Linked DNA regions of Mus musculus: all the other regions are linked to region 1. Evidence: chromatin loops called from intact Hi-C (ENCODE). Cell type or tissue: left cerebral cortex. All regions are shown on one strand.

Region 1 (8,000 bases):
ACAGGGACTCTTATTGGGCTGGGAACTTGCCAAAGAGACTTAGGTAGCCACAGTGAGTCTCGGGGACCCACCTGTCTCTGTCTCCCTCACTCTGGGATTACAAACACTCATCATGTGTCCAGCTTGTTTGTTTGTTTAATGTGGGTTCTGGGAGATCAAACCAGGCCCTAATGTTTTCTAGGTCAACACTGGTCCGACTGACTGTTCCCAGACAATCTTATGAAGCAGGTAGAAGAATTAATCTCACTTTGCAGATAAGGAAAGAACATCACACAGCCTAACTCTCCAGTCCTTCCAGTGACCTTCCGGTCCATTCTATCTCTAGCATAGCTGGGGCTTCATAGAGGATGTCTCCAGCCCTCCCAATGGAAGCAGTCATTGTCATCCTGCCTATTAGCCATAACCTAGACCAGCAGGTGGAAGCCACAGGAAAGCTGTTCCGGGCTTCACCAAAGTAGGCATTTGCTTTGTCACCCTGGCCAGGTGACATGAAACAGTGCTACTGATGCCTGGCTGCTGACGCATGGCACACACCTCCGGGGCAGGCTGGAGAGCGTGTCAGGAATTAATTGTCATGTAGGCTGGTGTTCCATGTTTTCCCCAGAAGGCTCACTGACCGGGGCCAGATGGCCGGGCCCAGGCTGTAAAAGCCCATCTGCTTTGCCTGAGGAAACTGTTGGTTCATTTGCAAGGGGGCTGGGGGCTGTGGGGCCACAGTCTGCTCCCCGACGCCTGTAAGGCAAAAGGTCTGGACTCCTGCAAGGAGGACAGGAATGGTTTGGCAGTGCTCAGAGATCCAGGCAAGCGGGAGTTCTGTCTGACACTGAGGATGATAAAGATGACCCTGAATGTGGGTACCTGGAAGATGTGGCCCAGACATACAAGTACATGCAGACATGGCCCATATGCCCCTGTTCATCGCCAGGCCTTAGGAAACAGGCAGGTCAGCACCCATCCCTGCTTCCTGCAGGACTTCAGTTGAAAATAGCACCACAATGCATTTTGCAAGGCCATCTCTTGGAAGGGGGATAAATGAGTCAGAGCCTGGGCAGGGGGGTAGAGGGGGTGGTGTCCTATCACTCAGTAGTGTGTTCTTAAACATGCCACCGAGCTCCCATAAGCCTCTGTGTCCTCAATTGAAAATCTATGACATCTATGAAGGATGTCATGGATTACCGTGAGAAACAACAGACAATGGTAGTAGTATACACCTCTCAGGGTGAAAGTGGCGGGGGGCGGGGGGGGGAACCACTTAAAATGCTTACAGACTACATAGTAAGTGCTTAATAGATGCTAACCTTCATCAGTATGACAGGCAGTGGTTTTCCCCCTGTGCTAGGCATGAACCGATTCTTCCTCCTTTCCATGTTGGGGACAGGGAGTGAATCCTGCTGCTGAATAAATGCCCAAGAGCTTGCAGCCTCAGCTTCCTCTTCCAGCACTGACTGAGGCCAAGGAACCAGCCCCAAAGGTATTGATGTCATGGGGTTGGACCTAGCTTTGTAGGATCCTTGGGCTGAGTGAATCCAGCTAGAGGGCCTTGTACCAATGCCAAGTCTCCAACCTGAAGTGTGTGCCCTGCTTCCATAGCTGGGTGGTTTAATATTGCTCACTTGCCAACATGCTAATGAGTGCTGATCCATCTTGTAGCTCCAGGATTTACCTGGGGGTGGGGGGATGGGAGCAGGGGCTCTACCCTGCGTTTTGTGGTGGGGGATATAACTAACTAGGCTCATCCAGCTGGAAAAGTATCCCCAAGTGCTCTCTGAGAACCAGGGTGTGTTTCTGGAACGGCACAGGCTAGAAACATCTAAACACAGTATCGGGGGAGCTGAGCTGGAAATTCCAAGAAGGAAGAACGCTGCTGGATGCAGGTATCGCAGACGGCCTTCTTCCCAGGGGTAGAGGGAAAAGACCTGGGCTTCGTGGCCGTGTGGCTCCCTGTTCTCTCAGGCAGGCTGTGACCTGAGCTGAAAGCTGCAGCCACCAAAGAGTCAGCACGTTTCCGATAGTTTCACATTCCAGCCTTGTTCAGGTTGAGCAGGTGAGACAAGTAGAGTTTGCTTTCAAGTTTAGATAGATTCATTGCAGGTTCTTTCATAAGGAATGGCTCTCTGTAACAGAGAGTAATCCAGACTGGAGCCTTGGAAGAAGACACAGATGGCCAGAGACGCAGCGGGAACCCTAGAACCTGGCTACCACATCAGTCTTACCTGGGTGGATGATGGACAGGCTTATCTGAAGAAGGAGGCCCCAAACCAGAGACTAATGAGGAGTTCTAACTATCACTGAGGCTCTCTAAACACTGGGAAACAGAAGCTGAGATTCACCAACCAGGAGGAAAAGGGAAAACATAAAAGATATAAGACTGATTCTGAGTCTCTGGGCTGGGCTGCAAAGCCTGCATTCACACACCCCTAGTGAGTTTAGTGTGCAACTGAGTTGATAATAACCCCCGAGCTGGAATTGCCAATATGAAGACGGTGATTACAAAGCACATTTGTGAAATGTGTGCCCCGATCCTCCCAAAGCCTGTGAGGATGTTTATTTTCCTTGCTATCCAGATGGAGCTGGCCCTGGGCTCAGAGTTCAGAGACTCCCCAAGAAGTACAGGTAGCAAACAGAAAGCCCAGGGGATGCCCTGAAGTCTTCACAGATCTTTTACATCCTTTCCCAGTACTCTTTCCCAGGAAATACTCTTTGCTTTAGCCTTGATGTCATTACAACTTCACACGGGATATCCAGTCACCAGACAACACACTGGAGTAAGCACTGTCCCTTTGCATCCAACCATTCTTCTTGGTCCATGAGTGTCTCTGCTACCCCTGTGCACTGCCTCAGTGAGATGCTTCTGTCTGCCTAGGGGCTGGCCATCCATCCTCCAGGGCCCATCTTACTTTTCCTCCTCCGCCATCCACTTGCCCCACTGGGTCTTCATCTTAATTTTATTCATTTGATTTATTAGTGTCTAAGTGGCAGAGCCATCCTGGTCAGCATGGCCAATCAATTCCAGGCTTTAATTCGGTTTTTCCTGATTGGGTCTCTGGTCATTGTCTTTCTGCTCACCAAAATCAATACTTTAACCTTGTACTTCAAAGTCAGACCATCTGCAGAGACCTAGCCTAGACTCTAGGACTTGCTGCCGCAGTCAGTTTGAGGCAGGCTCTCTGCTGTGCTCCAGCTACCCTGTCAGAGCTAGCCCTGATCAGAGCAAAAACAGATGAGGCCTTCCCATCCTCCCTGTAGCAAGCCACCTATCTACTCTTGCATTGCTGTCAGTCCTTGGAGACTGTGACAGACATCCCAAGAGTCCAAAATCAAGACATCTAGGACCACAAAGCATGCCTCCTCACCCTGGCTGCCACTCTGGCTGTAGACAAGGATAGAGCTCCCCGGGCCTCTACTCCCTCATCTGTAAATGGGTATGCAATAATTGAAATTGACTGCCAACTTGACCAGATCTAGAGTCACCTAGAAGGCAAACCCTGGGGGAGGGGCGGGGATCTCTAGACTGGGTTAACAGAGGTTAGAAGCTCTGCCTAAGGGTGAGAAACTTCATTCCACAGGCTGGTCTTGGACAGAACAGGAAGAAGAAAGGGAGATGAACATGGTCATCTCTCTCTCTCTCTGCTTCCCACATGTTACCAGCTACCTCATACTCCTGCAATTGTCCTTTCCTTGCTCTGATGCACTGTATCCTGGTGCTATGGGTAGAAATAACCCTTCCTTTCTTAAGTTGTATTTCTTAGATATCTTGTCATAGCAATGAGAAAAGTCTCTAGTACAGGGTGGGGATGTAAAGAAGGAAGGGGAAAGACAGTCCAACAGGAGACTGTCACCCACAGTCAACATGTCCCTGTGGTCCTGGCTCTCAGGAATCCACACTGTTTTACCTTGTCCTAGTTGGAGCTACCCTGTCCTGCCTCCCCTTACTGATTGGTCATCAGGACCTTCACAGCCAGCTGCTTCCTCTCCTGATTCTGGTAGTTCTCTAGAGTGCCTCATACAAAATGAGCCCTCCAGAGAGTGGCAGCTCTGAGCTGCCCACCTTACCTCTCCCAGTGGCTACACACATTGGGGTCTTCAGGGTTCAGAGCAAGAGCAGCTTGCAGAAGGAAGACAAGGAGGCCCACCGCAGACGGCGCCATCGGGGCCTGTGTGGGAGAACAGAGAAGACAGGCTTACTCAGACTTCGGTTGCGGCATCTGTTTGGTGCTAAGACTTGGTCCTCCCTCAAAGTGAGGGAACGGGCACTAAACAGAGCAGGTTTCCCACAACTGCCACACAGCAGTCAAGACTGGATACTTCACACTTACAGAGTTGACTAACATGGCAACAGCTCTGAGTAACTGAAGAGTCTGAGTCATGGATCTGAGATCGCTCCAGGAAGAGGCCCACATGCAATGCAATGCATTGGCTAAAGTTTCACAGAATTCAGAGCATCCCTCCACCCACCCACCCCCCATCCTCAAAAAATCTATCCTTGATACAGAAACCCAGATCTGGCCATTGTAGTGGCCAGATCTCCTTCCTCCTCATCTTTGGCAAGGCTGGGTCATCCCATCGCCTCCTACTCCTCCTATGCCGAGGAAGAGAAGCAGACAGTGTAGCCCACAGGGAACTGAGCCCAGGCAGCTTTCTGAAACACTCTGGAACTCTGGGCCCCTGCTTCTTTCCTCCTACAGGATATCAGTGCCCTGGGGTCACCAAATACCATTCCCACTCTGAGATGACCAGCCGAGATAGTCAGATAACGGGGCTTTAAGGAAGCAGCATGCCCAGGTTATCAAGGCTCCTGAAATACCATTGTATGTCACGTTTTTAGTACAGATACACAGTGCCAACTACCTTGATCTCTAAATGAGAGACACAACACACAGCTTCTTAAGGAGGCTAGAGAGTGAGCCATGTGAGGGTGGCTAGTGGTCACTGACTGACCTTACTCCCCAAGACCTTATAACCCTACACTACAGCCTTAGAGAACAGCTTCTAGTCTAAATGTCCCCACCACGGGGGACACACACAGAGCAGCGAGGACACTTCCTGTGGAGCTGGACCTCATGAGTCCCAGTGTCCTTTGTGAGCTGACCCAATGCCATGACTCATGGAAGAGGTTCTATTGGGATTTATTTAAAGGTTTTAATGAATCCAGAATAGCTTTTCTTTTCAACTTCTGACACTAAAAGAAATACACTTTCCATTAAGCAGGGCTGAGGAAAACATTTTGACATTGGAAATCATTCCCCAGATTTGAAATGGTTGGTTATCTAGCCCACAGGCCCTAAGATTTTAGATGAGGGCCATTTCCCCTCCTGGGAGGACAAACGGGAAAGGCACATATCTGCACACATCCCGAGATCCAGTCCTCCATGCGGCCCCTTTCTCCTGGAAGCTTAACTGCTTGACCCCCACCTCCCTCACTTCCTTGTTAAATTCTTTTTTTAAGCAGCTCCTTCAGCAACAAGCCAATCATCACAAATCCTGTGTAACCATGGGGTCTAAATTAATGACTAATGAGGCTGTACTTTCTACATTCATTCTGGAAATCACCCAGCTAAGTGCAGATTTAGCTGGAGATCAAGGACATTTACAGATCCCTGGGGGGGGGCGGGGGGGGGGAGGAAGGGTGGCTCCATTGCTTCTCTCTAAACTGGCAAAGCCCAAGAGGTGCAGCTACTCTCCTGGTCCCACCTTCTCTCCTCCCAAGTTTAGCAGCAGAGACTCAGCAACTGCCACACGCAACCTGGAGTCCACACAGCACAGCTTGAAGGCAGCAGCCATTGTCAGCATCCACATAACCACTTCATCCTCCACTAGGATATTCAAGTAGACTCAAAAGGGCACCCAGTGACAGAAAGAGTTGGAAAGCCAGAAAAGGCATGAACATCTTTTCTGTGGGGGTCTGGGACGATTGAGTATCCCTGGAAGGAAGGAATGATACACACAGAACTCAGGAAGGCAAATAAGACTTGAATGCAGAACGTGTCTTGTCCCTGTTTCCTGTGTAGCCCTAAGATGGCACTTTTAAATTTAGTAGGCTTTGAATCTATCAAAGGACCCATGATAACAAGAGGGATGGCGACTTGGATCAGAGCCATCATGGGCAAGCTCTTTAGAAGTCTTCACTAAGCCAGGTATGGTAGCACATGCCTTTTAACTAGGACTTTGGAGGCAGAATCAGGTAGATCTCAGAGAATGTTACAGGACAGCCAGGATGACACAGAGAAACCCTGTCTTGCGAGAACGACAGCAGCAGTAGCAACAACAACAAAAGTCTTAACTAAAGCTTTCTTGTTGAGTCAGGTCTGAATGGCACCGTTTACCTCTTATTGGCAGGAATCACTGGAGACTGACCATGGCAGAGAGGGTGACAGTTGTCTGAATGAGCACTCTAGAAGAGATGGGTGGAGTGGAGGAAATGATGTTTAGACTGACAGTTTGAGGCCTAAGATACCAAGTCTTTACCGGGGACCATGCCCAGTTCTAGTGGGGGAGGGAGAGAAGGACGTCCAACATTACAGGGGAATTGGCAAAGCCTCTCAGAACCTCTGCCATTCAGTCTTTCCTGGAGCCTGGCCAAGTCTGAATCGTATCCTAGGCTGTGGATGGGGCTCAGTACTACAGCAGTTGCATAGTGTGTACTAGGCCCTGAGCTCCCTTCCAGCATCGAAATCAACCAACCAGGAGGTCAGTCAATCAATCAAGAAGATTCGGATACAGCTTAGTGACTAAGAGCTCTTGCTGCAGAAGCACGAGGACCTAAGTTTGTATCAAAGCACTGGGTATGACTGTGCGCACACCACGAACCTCTGTGGGGGATGGAGACGGGCTGAGGATCGCTGGCTGCCAGTTTAGCTCTGGGTTCAGTGAGAGACTCTGAACCAAGAGAATAAGGTGGAGAATGATGCAGAGGGATGCCTGGTGTCCTCTTCTGGCCTCTGTACACAAAGGGGTATAGGAACCCGCATGCACGTGTGCACACACGCACGCGCGCGCGCGCATACACACACACACACACACACACACTTGTGAACATACACACACATCACACACATACACACATACATGTGAACACACATACATACACCTTTTTTTTTTTTAATCAGGCTAGGCGTCTTCACCCCTGCTCCATCTCTCTCTTCAGTCTGTCCTTTGTCTTCAACTCTGCCCAGTCAGATAGCTTCTACTACTACCCAGCAGAGCCTGACAAAGGTCAGCACCACTGAAAACATCCCCTTTGAGCCCCGGCCAGTGACAGCTAAGGCCCCATGCTCCAGTGTGGTCACCCTGCCTACTCTGCCATCTTACTAGCACGCTTCCTTTATCTTTCCAACATGTTGGAAGCAACCAATGGTGGGGACCCTACACCTCTGCTTCATGGACTGACTCCCAAACAACTGCATCACCCAGTCTCTGACACTTCAATTAAGAAGACAGAAAAGCAACCAGAAAGAAGCTGTCAGCATGTGAGGGCATCTCCTCCCCAATCACTTTAGTGGGACTTCCTGGGGGCTCTCAGGGAGCACAAAGACCAAAGACATATGCTTATGAGATGACCAAGGGAAAATCAATCCTGCCACCATGGTTATTAGGTGACTCCATTTGGAGTGACAGAGGTTAACGTATCAGGCACCACCAGGGCATTAATAATTAAATAAGAAAGCGCCCCAGGATCATTTCAGAGGGAGAGACATGTAAATAAGTCAGCTGGCTTCTTCCCTCTGTCTCCTCCCTCTCCCTGCATGCTAAGAAGCAGAGAGGGGAGCCAGGCTCCAGAGTTAGGGGGCTTTTTCCTGCCTCAGAGGGTAGGCGGCATTGTAGCTGATGAATGGAGGGGCAGAGAGTTGACTGGGAGGTGACTCACACCTGCTAGTGGGGTCTAATCAGTCCACGCCCCCACCATGGCTAGAGTAAAAGGAAGTCCTTCTAGCACCTACCTATGCCTGAAAAACCCAAAACAGCTCTCAGGATAACTGAGACCCACTGACAGCAGCAAGTGG
Region 2 (8,000 bases), 130 kb before region 1:
AGTGCTCTTAACCACTGAGCCATTTCTCCAGCCCCTGAAAACCTGCCTGTTTTCAAAGGTAAAAGCTGGAAACTCCAAGGAATGTCTTTCCTGGGCTCTGAGAGGCTCCCAGCTGCCATGTGTGGGGACCAGCCACTGTGGGAGTGTAGGGAAGGTCTGTATCATTGCCTTGGGTCTCATTCCAATGACCATGGCCTCATGGGAGCTGATCAGATACTGGGGCAGGAGAGCCTGTCAATCCAGGATGTCTTATGGCCAGCATCCTTGGCTTCTGCTATGGATCTAAGAGAACACTAGAGAGCCTCAGCTGGGCTGGAAAGACAGCACCAGTCTTGTCTGTGAGAGTGTCCAATAAGCTGCCCTGGGGAATCCCTATCAGTATGGCTTCCCCAGGACACAGAAGTGAGGGGCCAATCTGCACATGATACATCAGATGGGCTCTAACCAGGCCCAATTAGGATGGGGCAAACAGGCATAGTATGAAAGTTAGAAGAGGAGGTCAAACTCACTTGTGTCCCTTAACTAGGAAGGGCCCTCTGGCCATGTGAGTTGTCTCCAGTAGGACCAGGTATTTAAGGGCTTGAATCTGAGACTTGTAGGGGTGAGGCCTGGGTACTTAAAGACACTGGGGCACTTGGGGTCAGAGGGCAGATGTCACAACCGGGACTTTCTGCTCTTCCTGCCTACTAGGGTGCTAAGAAGTGGCCCAAAAGCCTTGAAAGCCCTGGTGAGAGCCTCCAGGCCACAGCCCTGACCTGTTCCAAACCAGGGTCATTCAGGCCACGCTACCCACCTCCCTACACCCCCCCACCCCCCCCCACCCTGTCCCCAGCTGGGCATCCAGCAGAGTCTCCTGGCTCTGCCCCACCCCTCTTTCCCCACCCCTGGAGTCCTGATCTCGCCCTGGCCCCACCCCAAGCCACGCCCTCGCTACTCACTAAACGCCTGTGTAGCCAGGAGCGCAGAGGCACTCGCCAGTGCGCGGGTCACAGCTGGCGCCATGGTGGCACTGACAGAGCAGCTGGCAGCCCTTGCCGTGAGTACCAGGAGCGCAGAGTTCCTCACAGCGCCAGCCTCGGAAGCCCGGGGCGCACACGCAGGCGCCGGTGATAGGGTTGCACAGGGCGCCGTTCTGACACTGACACCGGTTGCTGCAGTGGGGACCCCAGTGCTCGCTGTCACAGCCTGCAAAAAAGGATACTCTGGGTCAGAGCTTTCCTTAGAACGAGGGTCCACTTGGCCTTACCATCTCCTCTGCCCCTGGAGACCAAGCTGTTGCGGGTATCTGGATGGAGTCCTTGGCATCTGGAGACCTCTGTCAGGCTCCACCAAGCCACCGAGTGTTCACGGGAGCTAAAGAAGGCATAGCCTCAAAGGCCTTCCAGCGCTGCTGCTCACTTCAATCGATGCCACGGGCACCTCCTCCAATGCAAACCTGGTCACAGCTTTCTGCCTCCCTCTGTCTCTGGGAAGCTCTCTTTGGTTGGTCTATCTATCCTTACTCCTCTCAGCTGGACCTTTTCTTGCCATGCCTGCCACCTTGCTCTGTGACCCTGTTCCTCTCCAGGCAGCTGGGCCCAGCCTCATGTCGGCCTGTGAAGCCCTCTTTTCTCTGTCCCACTCACAGTCTTAACCTCTCACATTCTCATTTACTTAAGGACGGTTCTGACTCACTGTGCACACCCCTGGCTCTCCCTTCCCTCCTCCTCCTCCCTTCCAGGAATACTTTCAGGCCCCCTACTTGCTTCCTCAGTTCAATTTCCTCACTGCCCAAGCTCCTTCAGAAAGAGCAGGAAAAAAAAATTGTATCCCTGGGAGGTGACAGACAACCTAGGAGATCCATTCCTGTAATTAAATGTTTCCAAGACTGATGGCTTTCTGGAGACCTGCATTCTAAGCCACGGAAAGGGACAGAGTAGCCCAGAACTTCAGGAAAGTTACCCAGCCTGTTATCACCTCCCACTTTGACCCTTTTGGTGCACTCAGGGCACAACAAATATAAGACGTCCCCCAACAACTGGGAGCTTTGAGTGGGAGTGGAGTTTGGTTAATGACAGGCACAAATACTGTTCTAGGATTTCTGTTTCTAGGCAAGAAAGATTGCTTCCAGTTAAGGCAGTCAGGTGAGGGCTCCACATTGCAAGAGGGCAGTGAAAGATGGCTCACTTGTCTGCCTGCCAGAGGACCATCTGTCTTGCTTTCAGCACCGAAAGTCCTCAATTCCAAAGAGCACCTCAGCCCTGGGCAAGCTGGAGTGGAGGGTGGCTCTGCTGCCTGTGGGCACAGATGGCCAGCTGATCTTTGTACCCAAGCTTTCTAGGATTTAGACCCTGGGAGGAAAGGGTCAGGTGAGTGGTATGGGAAGGGTGTCCTTGGGGTGAACAGATACACAGAAGCACTCAGGTGCTAAGCAGGCACAAGAAGGCAGAGATGGGTGTGGCCTGTGAACATGCTGGCGCTCCACCAGCTTTGCCAGGGTCACACAAATCTCTCCTGATAGTGGGTTGGGTCACTATCCAGAAGCCTGCATCTGTTTACCCTGCAGTAGACAGAACTACTGAGTCTCTGATCCACACCCCCTCATCTTGGCTTATTCATCTGTGGCCTTCTTCATCTGTGCCTTGAATATTGACACAAATAGACTGGGCTGCCAAACTATGAGTGGACATCGCCTTCAGTTTCCCAGTCTACTCAGAGTGACAGGCTCCTCTCATGCTGAGAGCGGCTCACGGGACAGAGAAGCTGAAGGGTAGCAGTGCAGCATCCCCCAGCTCACTCTCTTTCCAGGAAACCTTCCCAGCGGGTGAGAAGACTGACAGAATTATCCACTGTGTGTGCGCTCACTCGTTCTCTTTCCCAGTTTGGAATGTGTATATATGCATGTTTGCATGTGTGTATGTACACGCATGTGTGTATGTACACGTGCTCAAGGAGGCTCAAGGTGAAGTCAGGGATCGCCCTCAGTCACCCTTCCCCTCATTCAGTGAGGCAGGGTCTCGCAGCCAAACCCAGAGCTTGTGGATGTGGCTAGTCTCCCCTGCCAGCTTGTTCTGGGGATCCCTGTCTCTACTTTCTAAAGCTGGAAGTACAGGCAGCCTCCACACCCACAGACATTTACATAAGTCCTGGGGATCTAGACAAGCACTTTAACCAGTGAGTGGTACCCCTCCTCCCTCTCTCTTCATTGCCAAGCGCACATAGTTAGCATTCAACGTGTATGTGCTGTGATTCCATTATAACAATGACAGGGCTGTTTAAATCTCCCCACGTGCCAGGCCCCATCCTGGAAGTTGGATGCAGGAACAGTATCTAACCCTCACAGGTTCCCTTCATTCTCTAAGTTATAGACCGCAAGTCAGAGGGTCATGGAAGTTACATTGTTGCAGGGCAGCCCAAAAGCATTCTGATTCCAGGTCTTTGCTCAGGTCCATGGGAGACTCACTGGGGGATTCCAAGATGGGAAGCTTGGAGGGTGGCTGTAAAGCAGATGAGTGATAGCTCAGAGCTGGCTGTTTCTTCTCCACCCACCACTGTGAGCAGCCTCAGGATCTAGACAAGCAATTCCTACATCTTCTGGGGCCACAGTGACCCTACATGAAACTGAAAATCTGAAGCTAGTAGCATCCCTTCATGTCCCACTGGGTACCTAGTGACATTTTGCATTTCAGGTACAAATCCATACCTTCCTAATTTTTTCTTTTCTTTATTGAGAGGATTTCACTATGCAGCTCAAGTTGGCCTCAAACACTTACTGAGCCTCCAAAGTGTTGTGGGTGTGACCTGCCATGTCTGGCAGTAACCTCCATTCTCTCTGGAACAGCCCCAAACAGAATATAACAAAACCGTGTCCTGGATAAGGAGACAGAATGTTGTCACAGGGACTTGGAGCTTTACTTAGCCACTCTCATCCCTCACTTGTCCCCTTGGTATCTCCCAAGTGCCTAGGGGTGACGTGTTGTAGAGCACTGTTCTCTGAGCATAATAGACACTGCCACCTTCACCAATCTGCTGTGACCACTTGCAGGAACCATCAAGATCAGGCCTGTTGATGTTCCTCCACAGATGAGAGTGTGGCCTCCAGTTTCTCCTTCCTACATCTCCCTCCTAGCTGTGTGTACTTCTGTCCCAGATGCTTGGGGTCTTGGGGGGTTCTGGAGTATACAGGGGGTGGGGTGGGTTAATTAAAGGAGACACTCCATCTCTGTAGCTATGAGGAAGTTGTCATCCATGCAAGCGAGGGTGAGACTTTTTCAGTTATGTGGCCCCCTAATTCCTTTCAGTGACTTCTCATTCCTGTTCTGGAAATAAGCCCATTAAACTCACAGTTTTGTCAATTTGCACTTTGGTGAAATTGTTACTTTGTTTCATTTGTGGAATCTGTTATTTGATGCCTCATCTCAGGTAAGTAGATTTTCTTTTTTAAATGTCTTGCCAGGAAAGTTTATACAACATGCAAGAGGTGACTTGCCATCTCTGGAGATAAATGGTTTATCGTGGGGTGTGGCTGACACAGAATCACAGAACTCAGCACTCCATGACAGTATAGGAATAAAGGTGGCTTAGGACATTGTAGAAGTCATGAGACTACAACTCCGGCTCCTCACACTACAAACAGATGTGAATATAAACATGCCTATATTTGTGTCCCAGTGCTATGAAGCTCCTAAAACCACAAGGCAGGGCTAAGGAGATGGCTCAGTGGGTAAGAGCACTTGCTGTGAAAGCAGAAGGGCCCGAGTTCAAATCCCCACATTAAGCATGCAACCTCGGTTTTGTACAGCAGAGACAGACAGATCTCAAAATCTCACTGGCCAGCCAACTTAGCTTCAGACTCAGTACGAGACTGTCTCAAAAATAAGGTGGTGGGCTAGTGGGATAGCTAATTAGATGAAGGTGATTGCCACCAAGACTGAAGACCTGAGTTCAGCCCCAGGACCTAAGTGGTGTAAGGAGAGAACAGATTCTGGAAAGTTGTCCTCTGACATCCATACTCATACTGTGGCATTTACACACGCACGCACACGCACACGCACACACATACTCATACATCTGCACCTGTACACACATGTACACACATCCACACCCCGACAACTTTGTGTCCAAACAGGAAAGCATGGAAATAAACAGAAAACACAGAGACTAAGAAAGTACAGCTACCTGCAGCCATCAGAGGACAGACACACAGCCGCTGGTATCTGAGCCAGCAGGAGGAAGCTGAGCTAAGTTAAACAGTTCTGACCAGGGAAGCGAGGAAGCTTGTCACCCATCGCAGAGAAATTTCTCCCCCAGAGTAACTCAATGGGAAAAAATGTTAGGGACCACAGGGATCAACTTCAGTTATCTGGAAAAATTCACATAAAAACTCCTCATTCCTCAGTGGTGATAGGGAAATGAGACGGAGCCGGGAGAGTTAATTATCTACTCTGCTGAAGGCAAGTAGAGCGATCAGTCTGCAATTACAGGGGCCTGGTGCTCCTCCGTGGATCTACGCACTCTGACCAATTGAGCCAGGCCGTGTCAAACCTCACGTAGGTGGGCTTTTTTTTCCCTTCACCCTTTCATGGACTCTGCTCTCTAATTATATTTGGTTTCTGCTGATTTTTCAGCTTCTCTGAGCAGCTACCCAGGGCTTAAGGGATACCCAGATGTACAAGGCCGGCAGCTCAGCCCCTCCCACCTGACCCCTTCAGACTCCAGGATCCAGCCTTGTGGGTTTTGGGTCCTCACAACAGGGAGCGGTTTGACAGCTCTCTTCCACCGTGACTTCGTGACTTCGCTATAAACAGGCTTCTCAGTTTGTCGCCATATTTGATGGAGCAGTTACTATACAACCAGGCCGTGTACTGCAGGTGCCAAGTTGACTTTTCACACTTAGGGTCATGGATGCTATTACTATCCCCATTTTTCAGACAAGGAAGGGAGGCTCAGAGAGGATAAATAACTTATTTCAAGTCACAGCTAGGAAGTGACTGAGAGTCTGGGCTGCTACCTGCTGGGTAAGGCCTGGTGTCAGTGCAGGGAGATGCAGGATGCTGGCAGCTAGCCATCATCCACAGAGATGACAATTAAGGCTGTAGCTCAGTTGGCAGAGTGCACAGCATAAACAGGCTTGGTGGTACAGATCCGTAATCCCAGCACCCTGAAGGTAGAAGCAGCAGGGTCAGGGGTTCGAGGTCATCCTCCGCTATACAGTAGTTTGAAGCCAGCCTGGGTTGCAGGATGAAGAACAGAGGGTCACTTCCCATCAGTACCTTGTTTAGAGGTTAGTTTATGTATAAATAGTGGTCCCTGGTTTTCCATGGCTGATACTATTTCCTATCACTTTATTCTCTTCAGGTAACATATTGACTTATTAATATTTTCTATTGAGTTATGTGGCATAAAATTCCCATATTATTCACATATGTACACAACCTGATAGCATTTGTCATGTGTGTTAACACTATCATTTCCAAACCTTCTAGCAGCCTCCAGAGATACTCCTACAACCAATTACAATGACTTCCCATACTTGGCCGTCACGAAACCTCAATCTTTCCTCATTTGCCAACGCCAGCCATTCGTAAGAGTGAAACCATACAGGAGCAGATGTTTGTATCTGACTTATTTCGCTTAACATAATGTTTTCAAGATCCAGTCACACTGGCTTGCCCTAATGTCCAAATGCCAAAGGGGTCCTCATCCAGAAACTGGAACAGGCAAGGGCTGGGCCTCTTCCTTCCTAAGCTTGTGATGCTAATTGTGCCCACTTGGGCCAGTGGAGCAGGGAGGCTCCTGGGATCTGAGAGGATCCATCCCTCAACTCTCCTCCCTCCACTGAGATGGTTGCAATTAGATATTCACAGACCCAAGTACTGTAGATCCAAACTCGAATCTCCAGACACTGTCCCAGTCTTGACAGACACTCGGAGCATAGGATTATACTGACGGACCACGAGCTTTTTTAGAGGTCTATTCATTGCACTGGCTACCCTCTCTGTGGTGTTCCCTTAACCTCCAATGGCACCTGTGCTCCCTGCAGCCATGTCCAGTGAGGACTGTGCCTCCATGTCCCTCCATCTCCTGATGTGGCAGGACTCCCCAGTGGCCACATAGTAAAGAACTAGAGATTGAGACTGGTAGACTGTATCCACCCGGCCCTTTCTACCCCAGCACACCAGTTGTCGGGAGAGAGGCTCATTATCCATGCATCAAACAGTTGCTGGGCCTGCACTGTGTGCTAGGGCCTGAGAAGTCCAGTCTGACTGTGTTAGGGGTTGGTCTGGAGCTGTGCAGACAAATGCTAAATTCTAAACTCCAAGATCCACCCTCCCCACTAGTGGATTCTCACATATACTAGCCTTTGTTATGTAAACTTCCCTCCCCAATTTAAAGCTATTGGTTAAATAAAAGTGACTACAGATAATTACTGAGGAGAATAGAGGTAGGCAGGATTTTGGTAATGGGCCGAGTGCTGCAGGTAGGGATCATGAGGAGAGGAAGAAGAGGTCTCCACTAGACAAGATGGACCAGGAGCACCTGGCCAGGAGAAATGCCCCCTGAAGACAGACTGGTGGAGCAGAAATAACCCTAACCTGGGCGAGACTCAAACAGCGAGTACTGGGGAGCGCAGCTGGGGAATTAACAGTCTAGTGTATAGAAAAATAGATGAGCAGAATATCGCCCAGTAATTGTGCTAAAGCTGATTTTAAAAAAAAATCATAGGACTCTGCCTCGATTATTGGGGGCTGGCCAGGTCATATTAATAACTGAGTTATTAAATAACATGTAAGAATACCATTTACCAGCTTGACAAACAGGCAAGTAAGTGAAAGGTGGTGCTGACCCACAGAGCGGAGAGGCAGCAGGTTCTGGGCCAGTCTGGGGGTGACAGCTATACCTGCTGTACACTTGTGGGGGAACCAAGAGGTCCTGGAGCTGGGGCACAAGGTAGGACTGAGCAGAGCCAGCCAGGTCCATTTCTACTGCCAACGTGTTAGGAGACAGTAGCGGGCAATGTG
Region 3 (8,000 bases), 120 kb after region 1:
ATAAAATATTCTTTTAATTCAACGGCCACCTGGGGAGTGGGGGGATGGGACCGCATATAAGAGTGTCCTGGGAGTCCCTGGTGCTAAATCACAGCCTTGTCCCAGCTCCCCCCACCCCCAGCCACTCCAGTAGAGTCTCCAAGAAAATCAGTCCCTTTCCTCTGTTGTCCACACCTAAAGTGTGGTTCTCACAGTGAGAGCATCAGCATGGTGGAAAGCTGGAAAGAAAGGGCAATTAGCAAGGCCACCCCAGGCCCACTGAATCACGCCACTGAGGGTGAGTCCATGGAGCTGGGCTGCTCTAAGCCCTCCCCCCCCCCACCCCCTGCAGAAACATGACGCCTTCAGCCTTCCAGACAGACAGAAGGGCTCCAGTTGTTATGCGTATTTATTTTATGTGTTTGTATGTGTGCATTTGCACATGTGGGTGCATGAATGCAGGCAGAGGGCTGGGGCCAACCTCAGGTGTCATCCTCAAGAGGTGTCCACTTTGTTTTTGAGGCTGGGTCTCTCATTAGAACCTGGGACTCATCCATTAGGCTAAACTGTCTGTCTGTCAGTCTGTCTATCTGGTGAGTTCCAGCACTGGGATTACAAAGGGCATATCACCATACTCAGCCTTTCATGAGGGTTCTGGGTGGGACTCAAACTCAGGTGCTCTTGCTTGCACAGTAAGCACTTTACTGAGTCATCCCCCAGTTCAGGAGATCAGCACTTTAACTTGAATGGGACTCGTCAGGGACACCTGAATTCTGGGTCCCCTAGACTGCACAGTTGTCCCAGTCTACAGACCCGAGGTTCCACTTATCAGTCTGTACAGTGGGGCTCTAGAGCTTACCAGGCAGCTGTTGGTGCTGGAGTTTCAGAGGTACATAGTCACCTGGCAGCAGTCTCTATGGAGACCTAGCAAGATCACAGTTGCCGACATGCTTCTGCTCCCTCCTGCCATGCTCTGACCAGCAGAAACTCTTCAGGCTGCTCTCCAGTGCCACATACAAATAACGTCAGCAATACAGCTGTCCTGGATCACCCCTGAAAACCAGCTGACACTCCAAACTTCAGGGCCAACTGTTTCAGATCTTGTCACTCCTTGAGGTGAGGCTGGGGTCATTTGTTACATTGCCAACCGTTCTTCAGAGGTCTTTATGTGTTTATGTGCCTTGTCCTTGAAACTAGACTGTAAGCATAGGAGGGTAGGACCTGGGGTGTCGGCATAGTAAGCTGGGGACCATGCTTGGCTGAGTCCCTGGGCCCAAGGAGTTGCTGCAGAGCTAAGGGTTGACCAGATGTCCCTAGGAGGGGAAAGGCCCAGTTCATACAAAGCCTAGAATACCCAAGCACCTAGAATCTACTACACTTGTCTGTTTATGTATGTGTTTAGGGAGAGAGGGTGCATGCCACAGCAAGCATGTGAAGGCAGGAGGACAAATTTTGTGGGAATCAGCTCTCTCCTCCCACCACGTGAGTCTCCAGGATTGAACTCATGTTGTCAGGCTTGGCCGCAAGCACCCTTACTGGGCTGGACCATCTCATTTGCCAGCACCTGCTTTCTATAAGTGAGGCTTGGCAGAAGCAAAGGAATGCGTGAAGCCTCCGTGAAACCTAGGAAGCTTGCGGGGGGGGGGGGGGAAACAAGCAGGAGAGAGGGGGGTAACAGCTTCCGCAGCTTCCACAGCCATCTCCCTGGCCCTAGGGTCACTGACTTCTGCCTTCAGAGACAACTGCTAACCTTCCCCTTCCACAGAGGTTGTGGACCTGTAGGCCAAGTGCTGAACTTGAGTTCTCCTTGACCCACACCGTTTCACTGCCTGAGGTTAGCAGTGAAACCTTGGCTTGGGAAATCTTTCTCTTCCCGTAGTAGTGCGTGAGGCTCACTCTAGATCCTGTGGGAATGGTTTCAGCTGAGAGTGCCTGCCGGACTCTGCTACACAGCAACCCCTGTTGTGCCCTCCACGTGTGCCCCACAGGCCACCGGAGAGGCAGGTCCGTGGCATCTTAAAGCAGACAGGCAAAGCACAAACTTGGCATACAGTAGACATGGCTCCTCTTGGGAGATGCTGGTTACCCACGGTGTCCTGCCTCTAACCTTCCAACCTCCTGGCCCTCCAGCCTTTTCATCATTCAATGGCCTAACACTAAGAAAGTGGAAATCAACGGGGGAAATCAGGAAAGGTGCCCAGCCCTTAGGCAGGAAGACTTCCCTTAGTCAGCTCTAAGGGAGTCCCTTCACTTCTTTGGGCTTCAGTAGGCTGATCTGCAGAATGGGAGGAAAGGGAAGGACTGCAGTTACAGGCTTCAATTTTCTAGGGGCTTAAACAATGTGTGAGCAACAGCAAGAGCCCGGTGCTTGGTGCACACCGCAGGAAAAGCCGCCAAAGAAACAGGTTAAGCTTCACATCCTAGGCTGGGCGTTAATGTCAATGCTCTGGGACACTGAACCCAACCTTCAGGGAGGGGGCGATGGCCCGTAGATGATCCTCTCTGCAAAGAACTCCAGCTTTTTTGCTACTTCTAAACCTCCGCTAAGCCTCACAAAAGATCTTTTCGGCTTGCAGTCCAACAAAGACCGAACGCTGGAAAGAGATGAGGGTCGGCGAATCCAGCCACTGGACTCCCGGAGCCAAAACACTATCGGGGCAGGCTCGGGACGGTCCCGGCAGCCTGCCGCGCGCCACCACCTGGTCAGGACATTAACCCCAGTTTCCCCCAGGACAGTGATGGGCGCAGATGCGCTGGGCACAAGTATCCTTGCCACAGAGAGCTGGGAAGGCGGGGAGCCCTAACCTCCTGGTAAGCATCCTCCAACCTGCGGGAGGCCCTGCTGTATAGGCTCCCGGAGGGACCAGGCGTGGGAGAATCTGATCCCAGTCACTTGGACCGGTTTTTCTCGAGAGCATCACCAGCCCGGAAAGAGGCCGGCTGGCCTCGCAGCAGGCACTCACGGGGACGGATTCTGAGACGCGACGACAGTGGGATGGAGCGTGGGAGGCAGTTCCAGGAAAAAGCATCTGGGGTTCGAGGGCTCTGGGGCCCGCCAGGCGGAGACCCAGAGCTCCCAGACTACAGACCGATCGTGACTCCGTCCCACTCGCAACCTTGGTCCCGGGAAGGAACGGTTTTACCTATTTTTCAAGTCTTTTTTTTTTCCTCCTAAAAATTAAAAGACTAAATCAAGTCTTAGGGGAAGGTGCCTGCGCAGGGCTGCCACCAGGACCACTGTGTGCCCAGCTACAACACTACCGCCCGCGTTTGGGAGAGAAGTTAGGAAGTTCGGGACAGCCGCCCACGAGCGCAGGAAGAGGGACTCGCTTCTCTTTTAACTTTGGGTGTTGGGGTCTCCGCCGAGGGTCGGAGGTATGTAGCCAGGGGCGACCCGCAGGACTGCAGGGCGTCCGGGATTCCCTCAGTGAAAGTGGGTAGACAGGATCAGGAGGAAAAAAAGAGAGTGAGTCCACGTTGCGCGTGGCACCGGCTGGGCTTGGGCTCCGCGGGGACCTGCGCGCGGCCCCGCAGCTCTGCGTCGGGACCCGGGTCGGAAGGACGCGGTGCGGGGCGAAGGTCCCGCACATCTAGAATGGCTCTCGGCCGGGAGACCCCAGATTCGCGCAGAGCTGGCAGGTTCCTTCTTCCGGACACCCGCACCGCGACTCTCGGGTCTTCCCCCGCACGTGGAGACGCGGCGGCCGCTGCGTCCTGACTGCGGCCAGAGGACGCGCGCCTGGCCCAGCCGAGGCTCTCTACGTCTCGCATAGACCCCCGGGCGCTCCCGCAAGCCCAGCCATCCACCTTCTGCCCCTCGCCAAACTCGCCTTCTAGAGCCGGGACCTGGCCACGGAGGACCCACGGAGCTGGTGGAAAGTTAGTCGCGACGCTGCAAAGCCCCCTCCCCTGAACTGGAACCCACACCCCGACCCAATGCACCCACAGTGCTCCGAGGCTCCGGGTCCCCGCGGACCCCACCCAACCATCTACCTGCTTCCGTGGCGCGCCCCGGGCTTGGGCCAGCCAGTCGCGCGGTCCTATACCCCGGAGCCGGAGCGGCTTCAGGTCCCCAGGCAGGAGAGGGAGCTGCGAACCGCCCCGAGCCGGGCAGCCGGCTCCGGGCACTGAGAACGAGTGAGCAAGCAGGAGGCTGGAGCCGCTGCGACTGCTGCCACGGCAGCCCCCACCCCCCTGCGTCCCTCGGCCCCTCCCTCTTCCCTCCTCCCTCCGCTCTCCCTCTCCCTCCCACCTCTTTTCAGACCCTGCGATCGCGCGCATTCCCTCGCTCTTTTTCCTAGCTTTCTCTCTGCCGGTTGCCTTCTTTAATTCCCTCTGTTCTCTTCTCACTTCCCTACTCTGCATCCACCCGTTATCGTTCTTTTACCGTTTTTCCCCCGCTCTCTCTTTTCTGTATCTCTTCCTTTTAACCCCTCGCGACTCCCTTCTCCCTCCCCCCCCCCTTTTTTTTTTCCTTCTGACCGACCGATTAGCGTGGCCTCTGCACCTGTTCTTTGTAGAAGCTCTGGCTGGCGAAGCTAGCCCAGGATGGAAGGGGACCAGGAATATGCCCCAAACTGAGCTTTTAACAAGCTGAGTACAGATAGATACCCAGGGAAAGCTAGAAAAGCAAAGAACTCAGTGTGCAGAACAAGCTGAGCTGCACCAGGTAAAGTGCAGACAGCCAGGCCCCAGAGTAAGAACTTGCCATGCTGTGGTCAACTCCAAAGGCTGGACTGCTGTGGTCAACTCCAAAGGCTGGACTTAAACCAGCGGGGCTTCTTGTAGACTTCAAGGTCTTCGAACAGGGGATGAGATGGGGGGTGGGGGGGGGCAGAGGAGGGTGCATGTTAATGATAGGGTGTCAGAGGCCTGGCACTGCACCCAGAGCCACCTGGAAGTCTTCAGTCAGGTGACACTTTAGACTACACCTCGTGTGCTTGTAAGTGGGTCCTAGCCAGGTGGTGGGAACACCTGCTGGTCACCCCTACTCCTTTCCAAGATATGAGGGGCTCACTCCTGCTTCCCTGTTTGCCAGAGGTGGGGGTGGTGGGGTGTTTCCTTCCCTTGAAGTGAGGTGGGGTCCCACACTTGGGAAAGGTGTCCTGCACCCGGAGGGAGAATTTTGCCACTAGAACAGGCAGATTGTCTGTGGCTTTGGGACAAGCCACTCGACCCAGGCTCCCGTGCAGCCTGAGGATCCAGCTCTTTCCCCAGGAGTGTACTCCCTGTCATCTGTCCATTTCAGCCCAGTGGGGTTTGGAGAAATAAGAAGAAGCCCTCTTCCCATTGGCCCACAACAGGCAGCCCTGCTCTGCAAGCACCAGACCAGGTTCATCCAGTAAGTGCTAGGCTTCTGCAGGAATGGTGTGAGCAGATGAGATCTTTCTGCATTGGGGTTTCAGGTCCCAAAACTCCAAACCAACCTCCCCAGCAGTTCCTTACCTTGGAATGTCAAACTAAACGGACAACAGATGGCAGAGCCTCTTGTTCACAACATAAAAGTAGAGCTTGAAACCGGGTGAAGCACTTAGCAAACACCCGGGTCACTCACCCGCCAGAGTGAGTCCCTCCTTAAATTCTGCACCCCAGGAGCTTCCTGCCTTCTCTAGTGCTCTAGCCCCTCCTTTGCAGGACCAACCATCTAGTGATATATGAAGTTCCCCATCTGGCAGTGAGGAGACCAAATCTGACATTGGAAAAAGTTCCCAACTTCATAGCCCTAGGGGGTGTGAGTCTCACACTGGGAAGCCAGCTCCACTCACTGTGACATTAGAAAGATCACTGAGTCCCTCTAGCTTCAGTTTCCCTGTTTGTAAAATGGGAATGCTAACATTACCACAAGCCTTCTGAGGATTAAACCAAAGCCCATTTCCTGGAACAGTGACTGGTGGCACTTGGCCACTGTCTGCGGTTAATATTAGCTTAATTAAAATTAGTCTAGGCTTACACAGCTTCCTCTGCACAGTGGCTCTTGGATTCTGAGCTCCACCTTTATTTACCGTGCCTCTCACTCTGACTTTCTGTGTGGTAGAAATGTCTAAGTGGGCTGGTGGATTCGTGGAGCTGGGTGGGTCTTTCTGGATACCCATTGTGCTCTAGAGCAGCACAAAGCAGGCTGTCCTGCCCGGCTCGTTCCTTGGCTGCACTCACATACTGCCAGGCAGGGATCATGTGTCTAAGGACTGCTGAGGGACAGGGGGGTGGGTGCCTGGTTTTCTGCCATACTCTAAAAAGCTGCACGGATCTATAAAGCTGGGCTTTCCCTGCCCAGATGGCAGGCCTCCAAGAACACATGTCACAACAGAGCCAGAAGCACTTTTAGCAAACATCTCTAGGAGTCAGCTTGGGGTCGGCCGGAACCTACAATCCATCATTCACTTGCCAGGAGAGCCTGCTTGCAGGAGGCACAATAGTGCTTGGCCTGGCCCAACTTCTCCAAGTTTATTTGGGAAGCTGTAACATCTAAGACTATGCTACTCACCAAAGGGTAGAATCTCAAACAAAGTCCAGTCGCCACCCAAAAGCTTACACTCAGCTGAATGTGCTGGTGATGAGCCGTGCCAGGCTGCCCTTGAACTTAACTAAGGATGACCTTGAACTTCTGATCTTTCGCCTCCACCTCCCAAGTGCTAGGATTCCAGGTGTATGGCACTATGCCAGGTTTTACACAGTGCTGGGAATCAAACCCAGGACTTCATGCATGTGAGGCATGCACTCTACCAACTGAGCGATACATAGAAGTATGTTCTATCATTATATATATATATATATATATATATATATATATATATATATATATATGTATGTATGTATATATATGTACATATATATATATACATAGACACACATATGCATATATATGTGCACACACACATATTATACCTTAGGAAGGAGGGAAAAGGTACCATGAGCTGATTGAGGGACCCAGAATCTGACACCCCAACTCAAGTCTTTGTGCTGTTATCTGTCCTCTGTGGGCACAAGGATGTGCCTTTCTGCCTGAACAGGGTGAGAGGGCAGAAGCCAGAACTGTTCTGTCCAAGTTGGAATGACTCCTCCTTCCTGGAAATAAATCCCAGAGACAGGGGTGCCCAGGGCTAAGAAAAGGGGTACTGTCCCCCTTCCTAGCTGAGATGGCCCCTCATGCCTTCCCTCCCCTAGGTCTCCTTGCTAGGATCACCTTTCCTACAAAGACCCTCCCAAAACCCCAGGAGGGAGCCCACTGGGGACTCTCAGGGACACGTGGGACTGGCTGGATAAGGAAAAGGCCAGAACTTTGCGGGGGTGGGGAGGAGTGTTGAACTCTTCAGAGGGAAGGGACTGTGACAGTGTGGAGCACTGGAGAAGGATGTCTGGTACCTCCCCTGACTCTAGTTCCATGTCTTCCCCTCCTCAGAGCCATCACCAAACCTGGCCTCATCACAAGAATAAGAAGATATTTACAATATGTTGAGCCAGTGAAATGGCTCAGTGGGTAAAGGTGCTTGCTGCCATTCCTGGCAACCTAAGTTGTATCCCTGGGACCCACGTGGTAGAAGGAAAGAACCAACTCCTGGAATTTGCGCTTTGGCCTCCACGTGTGTGTGTGTGTGTGTGTGTGTGTGTGTGTGTGTGTAGTGCTATAGTCACACACCCATTAAATAAAAATGTAATTTAAAAAAGTTTTAGATGCTTATGACATTAATAAAATACACATATAATGCCACAACCATCCTATACAGCAAACATTGCCATTCCCCCTTTAAAGAAGGGAAACGGAGACTTCAATAGCATAAGTTACTCAAAGCCACAAAACCCAGTGGCAGACCTGAAATGGAGCTCCAGCTTGTTCGAAGTCTTTTCTCAACGCTACAGTGCCTTCTCGCACTCCAGGCTGGGGACCAGGGTGTGGCCAGCAAAAAGACAAAGGTTGAACCTAAGAAGGTGTTCAGCTCTGGGAGCTGACTTCACACACATAACCTTGAGACATAGTCACCTGGGGAAGCCACCCTGGGTTACAGGGAACCACAGGACCTCTA

What was found. A loop is a pair of places that touch in the nucleus more often than their neighbours do. Peaks named below come from ENCODE experiments on the same cell type or tissue, not always from the same donor. Only the 100,000 strongest peaks of a DNase experiment are listed, where the experiment ranks them.
Region 2: a loop joins it to region 1, with 4 times the contacts of the local background. A loop is called at or near these places in 2 of 42 quality-filtered maps.
Region 3: a loop joins it to region 1, with 4 times the contacts of the local background. A loop is called at or near these places in 7 of 42 quality-filtered maps.

The regions. Positions count from the first base shown.
Region 1 is chr9:64,497,677-64,505,676 of GRCm38, reverse strand. Megf11 (multiple EGF-like-domains 11) reads right to left here. Exons shown (of 25, transcript NM_001134399.1): 2 at 4,054-4,154. The coding sequence starts at 4,148. Among named protein-coding and RNA genes, the nearest start is that of Megf11, 120 kb to the right of the region's middle. In left cerebral cortex, a CTCF peak has its summit at 4,119; DNase peaks (open chromatin) are centred at 1,042, 4,284 and 6,544; H3K27ac peaks cover 408 bases.
Region 2 is chr9:64,631,420-64,639,419 of GRCm38, reverse strand. Megf11 (multiple EGF-like-domains 11) reads right to left here. Exons shown (of 25, transcript NM_001134399.1): 6 at 939-1,185. Among named protein-coding and RNA genes, the nearest start is that of Gm36311, 51 kb to the left of the region's middle. In left cerebral cortex, no CTCF peak of the experiment used is centred here; DNase peaks (open chromatin) are centred at 2,234, 2,834, 3,108 and 3,820; H3K27ac peaks cover 1,790 bases.
Region 3 is chr9:64,381,801-64,389,800 of GRCm38, reverse strand. It overlaps Megf11 (multiple EGF-like-domains 11), which reads right to left and starts at 4,175. Exons shown (of 25, transcript NM_001134399.1): 1 at 3,973-4,175. In left cerebral cortex, a CTCF peak has its summit at 3,202; DNase peaks (open chromatin) are centred at 2,877 and 4,116; H3K4me3 peaks cover 2,033 bases.